3 separate regions of the Homo sapiens genome follow, and regions 2 and 3 are each linked to region 1. A link is a contact called in ENCODE Hi-C or POLR2A ChIA-PET data. All regions are on one chromosome and are shown on one strand. Each heading gives the region's core, a stretch centred on a gene start or an enhancer-like site at or near the end of the contact. The rest is flanking DNA. Distances are from core to core; before and after follow the strand shown.

Region 1 (3,805 bases), core at 38-2,537:
CTCCTGGGATCAAGTGACCTGTCTGTCTAAGCCTCCCAGATAGCTGGGACTACAGATATAAGCCACCATGCTGACTAATTTTTTATTTTCTGTCGAGATGGGGTCTCACTATGTTGCCCAGGCTGGTCTTGAACTCCTGAGCTCAAGTAATTATCCTACCCTGACCTCCCAAAGTACTCAGGTTACAGGCCAGCCTCTTCTTCTTTTTTTTTTTTAATCCAGTTTTTGGCTGGGCATAGTTTTTGGCCGGGCATAGTTTTTGGCCGGGCATGCCTGTAATCCCAGCACTTTGGGAGGCCGAGGCAGGCAGATCTGTCTCAAAAAAAAAGAAAAAAAAAAAAAGTGGCTTCTTTTTCTGATTTTCAGGAGAGCCTCAGCAGTAGGTGGCAATGTTGCATTTCCTTAACTACCAGCATGGAGCAGGGAGTGCTTCCAGGGTTCACAAAGAACATTCCAGGTCTCTGGGTAACCAGGGAAATAAATGAAGGCTATGTCTCGGATTCAGAGGGTCTGCATGGACAGTTCCGAGTCTGGCTGTGTATTGACCATGGCTTTATGATGCTTGGATGTCTGTGACCTTGCTGGGCCTGGAGGGACTGCTGGTGCCAGGGTTAGCCAATTTCCAGACCCCAAGACTTCCACATGTCACCATGGATCCAGGGTCCACCCCTCCCACCACCTCTCGGCTCTCACACCCAGGGCCACTATTTCCCTGCCCTCACCACCCTAGGGACACGTACCAGACAACTAGGGGGCAGCCCCCATGCTGCAGAGCCCGCTGAAATTATTTAAACTAGCCAATCCCAAGCCTGCTCTCCCAGCCTTGCCCGTTCCTCCCCAAAGAAACCACAAAAAATGCTCTTGCCCAATTGTTTCCCGGCTCCCCAATGCCTCCCACATGGCCCTGCGTGGCATGGTGTGGCCCCTTCTCCCAGGAACTGAGTGACAATCTTTTCAATGTCTGTCCTCTCCTCATCTGCTGGCCTCACCACAGCTGAATCATAATCAGACCTACATTTTAAACGGGTTTTGGGGGCACACTTAGCAGGACTGAATCTTAGGGCATCTATTTGAGTCTAAAGGAACACTCTAGATGGAGCGCAGACCTTGCTAAGAGGTTTCCTGACTCCACAAGCAACAGCCCACCCAAACTAGCTCAGATGATCCCGACCCGAGAATATTTTATCAGAGAGTCTGAAGGAGAACGAAATAGGTGCTCTGTGTTTATGTGTTTGAGCTTATTAAATATTAAACAGCCTCTAAAGCCTCGGGGAGTCCCGTCCCCTTCTTTGACAAGTGAAAGCCTCTGGTTGCAATAGACTGAACACTGCCTAGTCAGATGGCAAGGGCCCAGCCAGATGACATCAGCCAGGTCTCCTCCTCCATTCTCCCTGCTCTCCCTTTCCCTTCCCCATCCAGCCCTGGGCACTTGGGAATCACTGAATATTTACAGCAAGTGTTAATTAAATGGACCAGTGATTTCATTTTGTAATGAACACAAATGTCACATTTAAAATGCCTACTCTTGGTGGCAAATAAGAGCCATGATAATGAAAGCAATAAGCTGTGAGTTTCTGCAGCCAAGCCTCTGATGCTTAGAATCTCAATGCCTCTAAAATCTTAACTGGGACACCTAGCTGAAATATAGCAAGTTCTGGTTAGCAGGAACCTCATTTTAGATCCATGCCATCATTGTTATTGCGAGTGACAGGAAGTAGCAGCTGCTGTCTCCATCAGCCAGGGAAGATACCAAGAATCCGGCCTGTGGACTTGGCTGTAAAATCCTTCCTCCCCGATCGGACTTCTCCTCTCTTATTTTTTTGCTGCTTGCTTCAGTTTATTGTCTGTGAAACTCAAATTCTGAAGAGGCAAATCTAATCTCTGTTTATTTTCTTACAAGGAGTTGAGATGATCAGAACTACAGGACACTTGGTAGAAGAAAATGTAATTAAAGAATAATCCAGACATGTAGGCTTCATTCTGAGCACAAAGTTGTGCCTATGAAAAGACCACACACACACACACACACACACACACACACATGACGCAGACTTCCTTGGGTTGTGTATATTTTCCTTATATTTTTTTCTTGACCTATTTCTAAAGCTTGCCTGGTGAACAATATCAGAGAGACATTGTTCCCAAGCCTTATAGCACTAAACAATGGTTTGCAGTTCAAGGTGCTCTTGGTCATATATTGACCGCTGCTGGCTGCTTATAATGTGTGTGTGTGTGTGTGTGTGTGTGTGTGTGTGTTGTGTGGTGAGGGGAGTGGGAAGAGGTGAGGCTGGACAGTTAAGCAGAAGTCACATCATGCAAGTCACGCTAAAGATGTCCTTTTCTGAGGATAATGGGAAGCTGGAAAAAAATTATGAGCAAGGATCAGATGAGAATTCTAGAAAGATGCTCAGTGTCTTCATATAGGGGAGTTTGGAAGGGGTCAAGGCCAGACGCAGAGATGAACAAGGAGATCTTGAGTCCAGGAGAGGTTTATGGAAGCCCTAATTACTATTAGGCTGTGTATGGAGAGTAAGAGATGGATAGGGAGCTGTTTAAGATGCAGGAATAACAGCGAGTAGTGACTGAGGGAACAGGAGGAGGCAAGCGGGAGGGAGCGGTGAGGTCAAGGTTGACTCCCAAGTCTCTGGTTTTGGGGGCTGCAGGGGTGATGGTGCCCATCACAAAGACAAGGAGGTGACAACGAAAGGGGAGCACATTTGGATGCAGAAAGACGACGACATCATTAGATTCCAGCTGCATCTGTGAGGAAATGCCAGTCAGTGGAGATGGCCTGGAGCTCGGGAGAGAGGTCAGGACTGGGGCAGAGGACGGAGAGTCTCCAGCAAAGAGACTGCAGTGGCAGCTGTGGATGGGGGTGAAATCACACCAGGGGAAGGTGCAGGGAGAGAAGACAAGCAAGACACGACCTCGTGGACACCAGGGCTCAAGGGACAGCAGAGCAGAGCAGGGAACCTGCCCCGAGCCAGGGACAGAGGGGACAAAGAGGAGGTGGCCCAGGAGAGTGTAGTGCCACAGAGCCGGGGGAACTGAAAGGGAGCATGTTCGAATGAGCCCAGAGCCACAGAAGCCACATGGGAGCAGGGCAGAAGCACGCCTGTGGAGCTAGGGGCGAGAGACCTCCAGTGACCAGGGGGTACGATGGCACCAGAAGCTGGACGACCACAGAATGAGGAACGAGAGGCCTGTGGGGAGGGGGTGACAGCAAGTGCAGACCCATCTCTCGGCGGTTGCTGTGAGCAGAGCAGAAGGGGTAGCAGAGGGCACTGGCTGGAGGAGGCTGTGCATCACAGAGGACGTTTTCTTCAGTTAGATTGGGACGTGGTCACAAAGGGGAGGAATCCATGGAGGAGAAGATAGAGAAAAAGAGAGGAAAGGCTCGAGGGAGAAGCTCTGTGAGGTGACAGAAGGGACTGGGATTGAGGTACACGTGGATCAGTGCGTGCTGGATGATGGGCTAAGGGTCTTCCTCTGAGACGCTCATGCATTTGCGTGTGTGCAGTGAGTGGACTGAGAAGCCACAAAAACACAATTAAAGATACAATTAAGTTTGTGGATAAAGAAGTAGGACTAGGAGCTCCCTGGTGCTGGCTTTTATTTTCTCTGCAGAAACATAAGCAGCAACATCTTCTTAGAGCAAAAGCCTTGAGTATCTGGGACCTGAAGCAAGAGGTAAAACCACAGTGGGGAACAGAGACCCTGAGCAGGCACCCCTGGCAGAACTGGCTAGAGATATGATGATCTGTGTGGGGTTCATCACAATAACCATGAACCAACCTGAAGTTGC
Region 2 (3,787 bases), core at 94-2,593, 610 kb after region 1:
GACTATGAAATGCTTTGTTGGAATGGGAGGAGTAGGGAGAGGGCGAATGTATTAGGCTATGCGTTTAACATGCCCCTGGACCTTACTCAATGCACTGCTGTGCTATAAGGTACAGGCTGGGTTGTTCCCTGTCTCTCTATGAGAGCAGAATTCTAAACATGACTTTGTTCCTATCACTATTAGGTTGGTGCCATTACTTCTAGTGGCAAAAACTGCAATTACTTTTGCACCAACCTAATATCATCTACGATGTCTAGATTTTCCATCATTCTGTTCCTTAACAGTGCCATGCCTAGGAAAATGGGTACAGTGAGCCCCCCTTTCTTTACTCTCCCCATCTCTGACAGCCCCACAGCCCCTCTCCTGATTCATCCCACCAATTGTTCAGTGCCTTATTCTTTCACTTTTTTTTTTTTTTTTTTTTTTTTTTTTTTGAGACTGAGCCTTGCTTGCTCTGTCACGCAGGCTGGAGTGCAATGGCATGATCTCGGCTCACTGCAATCTCCGCTTCCTGGGTTCAAGCAATTCTCCCTCTCTCAGCCTCCCAAGTAGCTGCATTTACAGGTGCCTGCCATCATGCCTGGCTAATTTTTGTATTTTTAGTAGTGTTGGAGTTTCACTGTGTTGGCCAGGCTGGTCTCAAACTCCTGACCTCAGGTGATCCGCCCTCCTCGGCCTCCCAAAGCGCTGGAATTACAGGAATGTACGCAGCCCTTTCTTTCACTTTTTGAGCTCTCCAACAAAATCTAACCTCAGGAAGTGATCTGACAAACTCATGCACATTTAGGCATTTATGTCTGAAAAGAGACCAATTGGCGACCCCTTCCAGGAACACCTGCTTGCCAATAAAATAACACGTTTAAGCCAGAAGAATTATTTTCTGTTGGCAAAATTTCAGGACTCATTGACCTAGTGGCCATGAGGGGAATCACACTTTAGGAGGCCCCATATTCTACGGCCTTTCTGTTGAATGCCTGGTATCCATTTCCCCCACCACTCCAGGTCACAGTTTTATTAGTTGTTTCTGCTCTGAAATTCCCTCTCTGATCCAGAGCACACCAACTTCTGGTATCATAAGAAGAATAGGGTGTAAAAGTCAGCTCCAAACATTTCTGGGACTCTAATTACAGTACAGTCAGGCCCAGAACTGATGGTATCCATGGTCCATCTAATTCTGGAAAGGAGTTAAAGGCCTGGGTCTGGGGGAAATTGTGACTGTAAAAAGAAAAGCATCAGAAGCTCACAAAATGCGATTGTCATCTTAAAGGTTAGGGGCCAAATAAATTAAGACATCTCATGGGGAGTTGTAATCCCCGTCAATATGACAGTGATTAAAAAAATGGCTGCTACTAACCACATGCAGCGTGGTTTAAATCTGACTCATCTGCTAGGCATCCCATCCTAATCAAAAGCTATTCAGGGGCTGGAAGGCAACCATCAAGCTCCAGCAGCAACGTGCCAGGGCCCACAGCTGCACAGCTGAAAATGTCACGCCAGGGGCTGGCTGCCTCCCTTGCCCTGAACATTGCATCCCGCCTGCTGAGTGGGGGCTGGCGGAGCGGCCCAGCCAGCTGTGTCTGATGTCGCAGTTGTCCATGGGTTTCACCTTCCTTTTTCCTTGACCCATGGAGTTTGGGGAAAAAAAAAAAAAAAAAAAAAGCTGCAAAGTCAAACAATGAAGAGACCAGAGAATTGAAGTCCATTTCCTTCCCAAACCAAATAATGTCCTCTCCTGCAGGGATTCTAGCAAACCTTCTGGTTCATTTTTCTCAAGGTGTGCAATTGAACCTTCTTTTCTCTATCTAAGGCATTAAGTCAAGGTTGCTCTGTTTATTAGTACTCGGAAGCAGGTACTATAAAGAAGAGAAAATCAGTGGTGAAACAAAGGGAGTATATTTAATTTTTAAAATTTTAAAACAAACCATCTTTGAGGGCAATTGCATTCCTTAAGAACATGGGAATTCAAAGTGGCCCCTAGCCTCTGCATGTCTAGAATTTCATAATTAGGAAAGGGGGGTTCTGAAGAAAGCATCAATGATGTATTGAGCACCTAGCATGCCCAAGAGACCAGCGCAGGTCTTACGTCTATAAACAGAGACTTGAGGTGCCCTGAGATTTACTCAAAATCACAGAGTTAATCACTTGTATCACTAGGTTTACAACCTAGGTTCTCTTACTCTCTTTTCAGGATTTTCTACCATATCACGTTGGCTTTTCCAAGAATTTTTAGATCTGGCAAAAAGGAAAAGAAATACAAAAAAATAAAAACTAATGCATAGTATTACATAAAATATGCCTCGTGGTCTCAGAAAGACATACTTCGGGTGTTCGTACTTATTTGTGGAAACTTCAAATTAAAACAGTTGAACTCATGGAGATAGAGAGAATGATGGTTACCAGAGGCTGGGAAGGTTAGTGAGGTGGTGGGATAGTAGGTGGAGCATGGTTAATAGGTACAAATAAATAGTTAGAAATAATGAGTAATATCTAGTATTTGATAGAACAATAGGGTAACTATAGTCAATATGAATTTAATTGTACTTTTTTTTTTTTTGAGACAGAGTCTCACTCTGTTGTCACGCTGGAGTGCAGTGGTGCAATCTCAGCTCACTGCAACCTGTGCCTCCTGGTTCAAGCAATTCTCATACCTCAGCCTCCCGAGTAGCTGGGACTACAAGTCCCCGCCACCATGCCCAGCTAATTTTTTTTGTATTTTTAGTAGAGACAGGGTTTCACCATGTTGGCCGGGATGGTCTTGACCTCCTGACCTCATGATCCACCCGCCTCAGCCTCCCAAAGTGCTGGGATTAGAGGCACCAGCCACCACGTCCGGCCAATTTTTCATTTTTAAATAGCTAAAAGAGTATAATTGGATTGTTTATAATACAAAGGATAAATGCCTGAGGCTATGGATCTCCATTCACCCTGATATGATTATTATGCATTGCATGACTGTATCCAAATATCTCAGGTATCCCAGAAATATATACACTGTGTACCCACAAAATTAATAGTAAAAATATTGAAAAATAAAATATGCTCCATGAACAGTATGGTTAATAAAAACCAAAGAAAGTCACTAGAAAACAAAAAGTTGGTGAGAGGCTAAAATGGTGGGAGAAGAATTCAAAGAGGATATAGGACATAACTTGTAGCTTGAGAATATATGGACTAAGTAGAGTGGACAAGAAGAAGTAGATAATTCCAGTATATAAGAATATGATTACAGTGGTTTTGAGGGGGAAAGAAATGGTTTGGGTCATTCTGGTTGTAAAAGGCAACTTGCAGGAGAATAACGTGAGAAATCAAACAGAAGTCAGATAATAGAGGCTAGAAATGTAGATTTCACCGTGTAGAAAATGGGAAGTCACAAAGTGTTTTGTATGGGAGAAATGCATAGAAACTTTCAGGTTGGGAGTGGAGACTCATGTCCATAATTCCAGCACTTTGGGAGGCCAAGGCAGGAGGATCGCTTAAGCCCAGAAGTTTGAGACCAGCCTGGGCAATATAGTGAGATCCCATCTCTACAAAACTTCATTGGCGTGGTAGCACATGCCTGTAGTCCTAGCTACTTGAAAGGCTGAGGTGGACAAAACTTCGTTGGCGTGCTAGCACATGCCTGTAGTCCTAGCTACTTGAAAGCCTGAGGTGGGAGGATCGCTCGAGCCCAGGAAGTTGAAATCCATTGAAAGCCTCATTATTCTTCTCTAGAAACTCCATGATTCTATGGCCTGTGAAACAAAATTAGGGTAGAGAAAGGACTAGAAGTGTGGCTAGCACCTGGACA
Region 3 (3,716 bases), core at 861-3,360, 710 kb after region 1:
GAACACATGGACAGTGAGAGGAACAACACACACTGGGGCCTGTCGGGGGAGGCTGGGGAGGGGAGAGCATTCAGAAAAATAGCTAATGCATGCTGGGCTTAATACCTAGGTGATGGATTGATAGGTGCAGCAAACCATCGTGGCATGTGTTTACCTATGTAGCTACACATCCTCCACATGTATCCCAGAATTTAAAATTAAATTGAATTTAAAATTAAATTATATTAAAAAGAAAAGGCAGAAGCAATTATTAGTTAGCAGAGAAAGTGGCCTAAAATCACAAAGAAGAAAACGCTTGTGCATAAATGAATACTTCATACTCTAAATCTGTTTACATTTTATGAAGAACTTTTCAAAGGATCTGCTGGCTCATGTTTCTCTGATGTTTTATAGTTTACAGAGCAGTTTCTCCTGTGCTGTTTCATTTACTACAATTCAGCAAACCTTTATTTAGTTGAGACGGCTGCAGCTGTTTACCAAGGCCCTTGCCATGTGTGCAGGGAGACAAACATGTATACAACCTCTATCGTGCCTGACAGGCATGACACTTTCGAATGAGGCTTCCAGCACTGGCAGTGGGAAAGCAGTTGCACCACGTGGGTGTCAGGAGCAGTCTCACGGGCAGGATGCTTGAGTCAGCTCATCTGCAATTGGTGAGATTTCACCAGGAGGCCATGAAAAGGCCGACCCACCAGATGCGAAGGGAGGGAAGGTGCTGCATTGCCCGGGAGGAAGCAGCATGGCAGTGTGGCCGAGTGGGTAAAGGCGCGGGCTCCATAGTCAGAGACCTGGGTTTCAGTTCCAGGCTGCTATTTTTTTTTTTTTTTTTTTTTTTGAGACGGAGTCTCGCTCTGTCGCCCAGGCTGGAGTGCAGTGGCGCGATCCCGGCTCACTGCAAGCTCCAAATTCCGGGCTGCTATGTACTAGTTGTGTGACCTTAGACATATTCCTTTACTTCTCTCTGCCTCAGTTTCCCTGTAGATAAATGGGGGAGGGGTAATAACACAACATCACTCTTAAGATGAATATGCAAATTGATCTATAAAGCACTGAGCAAAATACTTGGCACATGGTAAATGTTACCTGTTGTTGTATCAGAAAACCATAAGTAGCTTGAGGAAGCTGGCTGGCGTGATTGGTACCGTAGCTTCCATGACAGAGCAATTGAACCTTATGGTATTGACAAGGAAGAAAGTTTCTCTGCAAGTTGGTAAGAGGCTCAGATTTGTGTTTTAGGAAAGAACTGGCCTATTATGAAAGGAGAGCGATTGGAAGCAAGGAATGGAGGAGGTGGGACTTCTATTAGTCACTGTGAGAAATGGCTTCATGCTTTGTCCATTGTGTGTGTGTGTTCATGCAAGTGCACGGGTGTGTGTGAGTGTGTGATTTCTATTTTCCCCATAGAATGTCATCTCCCCCATGGCAGGAGCCCTGGCTTCCTTACACTCCCAGGGCTCCTGCGCCTGGTACCCATGTGCTGGATGAATGAATGTGTGAAACTGCAATTCTCGCAATACTTGACCGTGGGCAGGAGCGGGACGGCGAGTAGGTTTTACAGATGAGGAAAACCACACCAGGAGTCTCCATGACTTCCTCACTGCCCTCACAGTAAGAGGCAGCACTGGGCCTAGAAAAGGGGACTTTTTACTCTTTGTGCCTGAACCTATCATATCAAACTGAGAGGTGTAATCATAATGCTTACTGCTCATGATTTGAACTAGTTCACCTCAGACCAAGAACAGAATATTAGAACTCAATAAATTAATAAACAAATTATAATTATTGTTTTTATAGCGATGGAATGGAGTCTCACTATGTTGCCCAGACTGGTCTCAAATTCCTGGGCTCAAGCCATCCTCCCACCTCAGCCTCCCAAAGTGCTTGAATTATAGGTGTGAGCCAACACGCTTAGCTAACTTTTTAAATTTTTTGTAGAGATGGGAAGGGAGTGGGGGGGGTCTTGCTATGTTCTCCAGGCTGGTCTCGAACTTCTGGCCTCAAGCAACCCTCCCGCCTTAGCCTCCCAAAGTGCTGGGATTACAGGCATGAGCCACTGTGCCCAGCCTATGAATTGCGATTCTAATTTTAAAAACTAAGACGTTCTGCTGGTGCACACTAGATGGCAGCAACGCGCATCATTTTAAGGACGGTGAAAGTAGCGGCCGCATCCCTTGGTAGGGTCTGTATAGCCCTGGCCCTCGGCTAGGGCTGGGTTTTATTATTTCATGTAAGCTTCCCAACCTCTCAGTATTGCAGATACTTAGCAGAAAGGATTAAGTCCCGAGTTGCCGAAGCCTAACGTCACCAACCTTGCTATTGCCAAGAGCAGGCATGGAAAGGTTTTCCTTCCTCTCTGGAGGCCAGCAATTGACTATCTTGCCCAGTCATAAAAGAAGACACTTAGGAGAAGCCTTGATTCCTAGAAACGGCTGAATTAGGCGTTCTTGCTGCAGGGACAAAGGCTTCCTCCGGGCCTTAGAACGGGCCGAGAAAACCTACCATCTGCCTTCCTCGCCGGGAAGGCACCTTGACTTTGGCTGGGCTGGGCCAGCCCTGGACACACTGATGACAAGCGACGCCTGCCAGTGCCCAGCTCCCTCTTTCCAGGCCCTGTCATTTAATGGCAAATATTTATTGAGGGCCTACTATGCGCCAGGCCTTATGTCCCAGCCTCCAACCCCACATGCTTCACCCCCACACTGTCTGTCACTGACCATCCTCCTGTCCCAGGCTCCTCATGGCTCCTGACTGGCTTCCCCACCGCCTGGTCCCACTTCTCCGTTGCCAAGCCAAAAGGGGTTGTCCCAGCTGTACCCAATGCTTGAGGATGTATTAAGGTATCTCTGCCAGGTAGAAAAGGGTAAATGCGTTGTCTTTCCCCAGACAACAGCATGTTGAAATTTTACCGCTACACAGTGGTTGGGACTTTAAAGGTTAATGCAGGGCTGGGCGCAGTGGCTTATGCCTGTAATCCCAGCACTTTGGGAGGCCCAGGGGGGTGGATCACCTGAGGTCAGAAGTTTGAGACCAGCCTGGCCAATAAGGTGAAACCCCGTATCTACTAAAAATACAAAAATTAGCCAGGCATGGTGGCATGGTGGCACATGCCTGTAATCCCAGCTACTTGGGAGGCTGAGGCAGGAGAATCGCTTGAACCTGGGAGGCAGAGGTTGCAGTGAGCTGAGATCGTGCCATTGCACTCCAGCCTGGGCAACAAGAGTGAAACTCCGTCTCAAAAAAAAAAAAAGGTTAACACGGTAGGATTTTAGAAGAGGCATTTGAGGGCAGCTGGACGTTATGGCTTCAAATCATACCACGTGGTGAGGGGTTGTATCTAGGATGGCCCTGGCCCTGCACGTTGGGTGTGTGAGCAACACTGCAGCCACTCTGCCCCACCCCAGAGCCTGTGACTGAGCCTGGACTTCCTGAACTTCATAAATAAGTGTAGATAACAAATATAAACAAAAGAACAGCAATCATCATCATCACTAATGTTTACTAAGCACTTTACATGAATCTCCTCTAACACTTTTTTTTTTCAACAGGACATCTCCCTCTGACACCCAGGCTGGAGTGCAGTGGTGCAATCGTGGCTCACTGCAGCCTCAACTTCCTGGACTCAAGCAATCCTCCCACCTCATCCTCTCAAGTGGCTGGGACTACAGGCCGGTGCCACCACATCTGGCTAAATTTTTTTTATTTTTTGTAGAGACAGG

Evidence for each region. Hi-C counts contacts between places; a loop is a spot of excess contacts on that map. ChIA-PET counts read pairs that join two places held with the same protein, here RNA polymerase II (POLR2A). Pooled maps may share reads with other maps.
Region 2: a map of IMR-90 shows a loop between it and region 1 (4-fold over the local background). The contact joins two enhancer-like sites. A Hi-C loop is called at or near these places in 1 of 168 maps with a recorded cell type or tissue (IMR-90), 7 of 37 single-sample maps with no recorded cell type and 13 of 50 pooled maps.
Region 3: a map of mesothelial cell of epicardium shows a loop between it and region 1 (10-fold over the local background). The contact joins two enhancer-like sites. A Hi-C loop is called at or near these places in 9 of 168 maps with a recorded cell type or tissue (CD4-positive, alpha-beta T cell, CD4-positive, alpha-beta memory T cell, CD8-positive, alpha-beta T cell and 6 more), 3 of 37 single-sample maps with no recorded cell type and 10 of 50 pooled maps. POLR2A ChIA-PET finds 5 or more read pairs at or near these places in 3 of 52 experiments (CD4-positive, alpha-beta T cell, H1 and WTC11).

What each region holds. Positions count from the first base shown.
Region 1 is chr10:13,787,549-13,791,353 of GRCh38, forward strand. All of the region lies in intron 5 of FRMD4A (FERM domain containing 4A), which reads right to left. Among named protein-coding and RNA genes, the nearest start is that of FRMD4A-AS2, 200 kb to the right of the region's middle. RefSeq lists an enhancer at 761-1,351. Within about 2 kb of position 1,288, at least 25 of the 41 ENCODE cell types and tissues checked have a DNase peak (open chromatin) inside an H3K27ac peak, as active enhancers do; they include dorsolateral prefrontal cortex and tibial artery, where a contact is called at or near this core.
Region 2 is chr10:14,395,853-14,399,639 of GRCh38, forward strand. No RefSeq gene overlaps it. Among named protein-coding and RNA genes, the nearest start is that of MIR4293, 14 kb to the left of the region's middle. Within about 2 kb of position 1,344, at least 5 of the 41 ENCODE cell types and tissues checked have a DNase peak (open chromatin) inside an H3K27ac peak, as active enhancers do.
Region 3 is chr10:14,496,986-14,500,701 of GRCh38, forward strand. No RefSeq gene overlaps it. Among named protein-coding and RNA genes, the nearest start is that of MIR1265, 62 kb to the left of the region's middle. Within about 2 kb of position 2,111, at least 7 of the 41 ENCODE cell types and tissues checked have a DNase peak (open chromatin) inside an H3K27ac peak, as active enhancers do; they include dorsolateral prefrontal cortex and tibial artery, where a contact is called at or near this core.